Linked DNA regions of Homo sapiens: region 1 is linked to region 2. A link is an interaction called in ENCODE POLR2A ChIA-PET data of the cell type or tissue named here. Cell type or tissue: MCF 10A. All regions are shown on one strand. Links, peaks and the distances in the headings refer to the core of each region. The heading gives the core; the rest is flanking DNA. Region 1 overlaps PRRX1 (paired related homeobox 1). Region 2 has its middle 52 kb from the start of FMO4.

Region 1 (2,923 bases), core at 184-2,683, 660 kb before region 2:
ATATAAAGTTGACTTCTCATACATTTCTATGAAAAAACTTTACTAACATTGAATTGCTGAAAATGTGGGAAAGAGTATAAAGTTATAATTGTATAAATTTGGTCTGGGGCTATGATTAATTAGAGACAAGTTTTGATATAAAAAATGGGTTCTCTCAGGTCAAGAAGTTACCTATATTCGTATCACTTGGTGACCACCTACACTTCATGGCCAGAAAAGCTTAGTGCCATTTGGTCTTGGGAAGACCTGAGACTGGTGCTCAAACCAGAAGTCTCAGCAGGGCACAGTGGCTCACACCTGTAATCTCAACACTTTGGGAGGCTGAGGCAGGAGGATTGCATGAGACCAGGAGTTCAAGACTAGTCTTGGCAACATAGTGAGACCCCAAACCTAGCAAAAAAAAGACTGCTGGGCATGGTGGTGTGCAACTGCAGTCCCAGCTACTGGGGAGGCTGAGGCAGGAGGATCACTTGAGCCCAGTAAATGAGGTTGGAGTGAGCTGTGATTATGCCACCGTACCCCAGCCTGGGTGACAGAGTGAGACCCTGTCCTTAAAAAAAGGAAAAAGAAAAAGAAAAAAAAAATACCTGGATGTCTCTAGGAAAGAAAATTGTAATAATCCTTCTAGTCAAGAAGCTTTCTCCTCAAACTAACAGATCTGTAGTAAAGGAATAAGTTTAATGATATCATCAGGGAAAGTATGACCACTACAACTAAAAAGCCCTAGTATGGAAATAACCAAATAGAACAAAGTGAAGGAGCCCAGCAGGGGTCTGCAGAACACAGCTGAATAGCAAGAAAGGAAAATATTTCCTTTTAACTCTCTTGTTGGCCAGATAAAAAAAAAAATTAAAATGTAGCTTAGAATGTCCCCACCTTTGCCCAAATCAGTTACCATGCACACATCTTCTTTAATTGATTTAATGCAAACACTGTGTTTATAAAATCTGATTTTCTCAAATCCTTTCTTCCATCTACTCATCCAACCAGTATATGTTTTCTATAAGAATCTCCTGAGTCTATGAAATTTTCATGTTTATTCCTAGGATGCTTTATTTTAAAGGTGCTGACTTCTGAGTAAATTAACCACATAATTATACCCTGTGCCATTTTAATCAAATAGATTAAAGAAAAGAAATAAGAAGGCTTGTCAATGAAACTTTTACCAATTGTTGGAAATGCTCTTGCAGTGGAATTAAACACTAGTATATCCAGTTTGTCCTTGTTCTTGGTTCAACATATTACTATCAAAGTCCTTTTTCAAAGTAATTTAAAAATTGGAAAATTTTTAGAAATAGGGAAAACCTGAAAAAAGACCCAAGGTTATATGAGGAAATATATCTGTAATTGTCATGTAAGTCATATTGGAAACAGATGCCAAGGAAGAGAATGACCCAGATGGTGATTAAAGAGTCATTGTCCTTCCTTAACCTTGATTATCTTCCTTTTCTGGTTATCATTTTATGTTTAATCAATACAACTTTTTCTTAGGTCTTTCCTTCATCCTACTTTCTTCCTGTTATGAGTTGAGCAGTGTAAATTCTTCTTGCCAGATTTCAGATGATGAGGATTTGGAAGTGCTGGTCACGACATGAGTCACAGTGACACACAGATTACTCATAGATTTCCACTCCAGGCAGACAGAATGACTATTAACAAGGACTTCTTTAGGGCTGTTCAACAACAGGGGACATGATTCAATGGAATAAGATTATTCCACATGAATTTTTGGGTGTTTTACCCAAATGTAACTTTTTTTTTTCTCATATGACCTTAGTGCATCGGCTTCCTTACTAGTTAAAACAGTCGCATATCCTTGGAGAGGAAATCACCATATAATTAAGGCTTAGGTGTGGTTGACAGGCCGTAATGTTCCTGTATATTGGAGAATGAATTAGCCAGGCTTTTGCCCAAGCTCCTTTGCCAGAGAAAGGGAACAGAAAACACGGTGACTGGAAATGACTAACTAGAAGAAAATACAACCTCAAGCTAAATATGTTTTTTGGAACATAGAAATAACTGTATCAGGTCAAGCCTTTTGAGACTTCCTTTGTCTTTTCTAGGAGCAAGATGGTCAATAATTCCATATGTATCATCATTATCAAAGTCAAACATTTACTGAGCACTACTAAAAGGTTTAGGGCTCTATTCTACACACTTTGTTCACCTGCCTTCAAGGCTTACTTTCTAATCAGAATAATTACTGCTGCAAAGTCATTCACTGAGAAAGTGCATGAGAAACCTGCATAACACTTGATCCTGGAATTTACATGCCTTACAAAAATGCAGTAAGCAGGAAATTTTGTGTGTCAAGACCTTATTACAGAAACTGATCCCTGAAAGAGTGGTCAGGTTTGGTGGCTGAGTGTGAATGGACCAGGTTGTTCAGAGTAGGCACTTTCACCAAGCAGAGTCTAACATATTAATTTAATAATTCTAAGAGAAGTACCCAAAATATGGAAGACTAATGTCAGGTGCCGGGATAGCACAGTTAACAAGTCAGGTAAGGTGCCTACCCTCATGAAGCTATATTCTAGTGTGAGACAATCAACATAAATAATTACAGACTGTCATAAGTGTTATAAAGCAAATGGTTAAGATGCTGGATGAAGAATAGTGAGAAGACTACTTCTGGTTGTTGATCACAGAAGGTTCCTACAAAGAACTGACAGGTCAGCTGAGACTTAGGAAAGGAGAAGGGGCCATTAATGTAAAAGTTAGTAGGTATGGGTAAGGTCTGTGATGTGTTATTAGGCAAAGAAAGACAAGGTCAGAGAAAAGTATAAATGAAAAGGACAAGAAAATTATGTTTTTATCACCATTAGCAGTACAACTAGAGTGGAGTGATTGGGTGAGAAATAATAGATCAGCTGAGAAAAGGATGCTAAGCTTCAGGTATGACAAAGAGAGGCCCATGCAGTGT
Region 2 (2,923 bases), core at 261-2,760:
CGTGAACCAGGGAGGCAGAGCTTGCAGTGAACTGAGATCATGCCACTGCACTCCAGCCTGGGCGACTGAGCGAGACTCCATCTCAAAAAAAAAAAAAAAAAAAAAAAACTCTAGAAGAAAACCCAGGCAATACCATTCAGGACATAGGCATGGGCAGACTTCATGACTAAAACACCAAAAGCAATGGCAACAGAAGCCAAAATTGACAAATGGGACCTAATTAAACTAAAGAGCTTCTGATCAGCAAAAGAAATATCATGAGAATGAACAGGCAACCTACAGAATGGGAAAAAATTTTCCCAATCTATTCATCTGACAAAGGGCTAATATCCAGACTCTACAAAGAACTTAAATTTACAAGAAAAAAACAACCCCATCGAAAAGTGGGCAAAGGATATGAACAGATACTTCTCAAAAGAAGGCATTTATGTGGCCAACAAACATATTTTAAAAAAGCTCATCATCACTGGTCATTAGAGAAACGCAAATCAAAACCACAATGAGCTAACATCTCACCCCAGTTAGAATGGTGCTCATTAAAAAGTCAGGAAAAAACAGGTGCTGGAGAGGATGTGGAGAAATAGAAACACTTTTACACTGTTGGTGGGACTGTAAACTACTTCAACCCTTGTGGAAGACAGTGTGGCAATTCCTCAAGGATCTAGAACTAGAAATACCATTTGACCCAGCCATCCCATTACTGGGTATATACCCAAAGGATTATAAATCATTCTACTATAAAGATACATGCACGTGTATGTTTATTGCCACACTGTTCACAATAACAAAGACTTGGAACCAACCCAAATGTCCATCAATGATAGACTGGATAAAGAAAATGTGGCACATATACAGCATGGAATACTGTATATGCGGCCATATAAAAGGAGGAGTTCCTCTCCTTTGCAGGGACATGGATGAAGCTGGAAACCATCATTCTCAGGAAGCTAACACAGGAACAGAAAACCAAACACCACATATTCTCATTCATAAGTAGGAGTTGAACAATGAGAACACATGGACACAAGAAGGAGAACATCACACACTGGGGCCTGTCAGGGGGTGGGGGGTTAGGGAGAGATTGCATTAGGAGAAATACCTAATGTAGATGATGGGTTGATGGGTGCAGCAAACCACCATAGCACGTGTATACCTATGTAACAAACCTACATGTTCTGCACATGTATCCCAGAACTTAAAGTATAATAAATAAAAAATACATACATGTAGATACATGTATATATACATACATAAAAATAATATATATGTTAAAGGCATTTTATCTTCTGTAAATTATCATAGAATTCATATATTTAAACATAAAATTATAACTCAAATGAAACAATGCAATATTAAGAAGCATTTTGAGGCAAACCTTGTTTCACAAGATTGTTCGAGGAAATTTAAAATAAACTAGTTGTAATAGTCTCTTGCGCAATGTTAAAATGTGTTCAAAGGTCAGCATTATAGTTAGATACTTCTGTTACGCAATTTCTGGAAATTTATCTCCTCAAAAGGAAGTCCTTCAAGTGAAGGGGGAAATCTCTTTTTTTTTTTTTTTTCTTTTTGAGACAGTCTTTCTCTACCACCCAGGCTGAAGTGCAGTGGTGCGATCCCAGCTCACTGCAACCACCACCTCCCAAGCCGATTCTCATGCCTCAGCCTCCCGAGTAGCTGGGATTGCAGGTGTGTGCCACCACACCTTGCTAATTTTTGTATTTTTTAGTAGGGATGGGGTTTTGCCATGATGGCCAGGCTGGGGTTGAACTCCTGGCCTCAAGTGATCTGCCTGACTCGGCCTCCCAAAGTTCTGAGATTACAGGCATGTGCCACAGCACCCAGCCTGGGAAATCATTTTATTTAAAAAAGACTGAGCTTCATATATTGTACTTTCTACTTTAATAATAATACATATGATAACTTAAGAGGGAATAAATGAAGCTCAAAAGCATTTCTTTTCCTTTTCTTGGCCCAACCATATGCATACATGTTCTAACACATTCACCTCTATGAATTGGGCTTACTCTAAGTGTTCAAGCCAACTTGTGAATCTCTATGGGAATAGTAATCACAGTGCTTACCATTTACCCTGCAGGAGAGAACCAGAACTATACCCCCTCTATACATGCATACAGTTCATTTGAACTCATTCTACTTGTACCAAGCAATCTAGCCTCCCTTGACCACTCTCAATTAATTTTCAGCTACCTGTGAGCAACAGTTCAAAAGGTCAGATGTAATGATCCCTGACTGTGGCAAATGCAGTAATAGACAAAAGCAGAGAAGAGGAACACACAAAAGAGAAGAGAGAGAGAGGCAGACACTACGAGCAGAACGGTAGAGGCCCCTAGGTCATGTGGAAGAATTAAAACAGTTTCAATAATCCTTGAAAACACCATCAACTTGAAAGACACAAAACCAAACAACCACAATAGCATAGCATTCTGGGGCATCTAACACAGGACATCTGAGCCTCTCAAGCAGTGGTCTGGGAGTGAAACAATGCATTATAGCATAGATCTGTCATCAAGGAATTTTAGCTGAACTAAATAATCATCTTTTGGGAATAAATTTGATTTCTGAAAGCAGTTAAAAATCACTTACTCTGGCCAGGCATGGTGGCTCACACCTGTGATCCCAACACTTTGAGATGCCAACATGGGAGGATCACTTGAGGCCAGGAGTTTGAGACCAGCCTAAGCAACATAGCAAGACCCCGTCCCTACAAAAAAAAAAAAATTGTTTTTAATTAGCCAGGCACAGTGGTGTGTACCTGTAGTTCTAGCTACTGGGGAGGCTGAGACAGAGAATAACTTGAATTCAGGAGTTGGAAACTACAGTGAGTCAAGATCACACCCCTGCACTGCAGCTTAGGAAACAGAGTGAGACACAATCACAAAAAAAAAAAAAAAAAAAAAAAATC

Evidence for each region. ChIA-PET counts read pairs that join two places held together with the same protein. Peaks named below come from ENCODE experiments on the same cell type or tissue, not always from the same donor. Only the 100,000 strongest peaks of a DNase experiment are listed, where the experiment ranks them.
Region 1: POLR2A ChIA-PET joins it to region 2 with 6 read pairs; 1 of 35 experiments calls an interaction of 5 or more read pairs at or near these places.

Annotation. Positions count from the first base shown.
Region 1 is chr1:170,706,572-170,709,494 of GRCh38, forward strand. The region is part of intron 1 of PRRX1 (paired related homeobox 1); the gene reads left to right. Among named protein-coding and RNA genes, the nearest start is that of PRRX1, 44 kb to the left of the region's middle. In MCF 10A, for the core only: no CTCF peak of the experiment used is centred there; a DNase peak (open chromatin) is centred at 1,600.
Region 2 is chr1:171,364,790-171,367,712 of GRCh38, forward strand. No RefSeq gene overlaps it. Among named protein-coding and RNA genes, the nearest start is that of FMO4, 52 kb to the left of the region's middle. In MCF 10A, for the core only: no CTCF peak of the experiment used is centred there; a DNase peak (open chromatin) is centred at 1,452.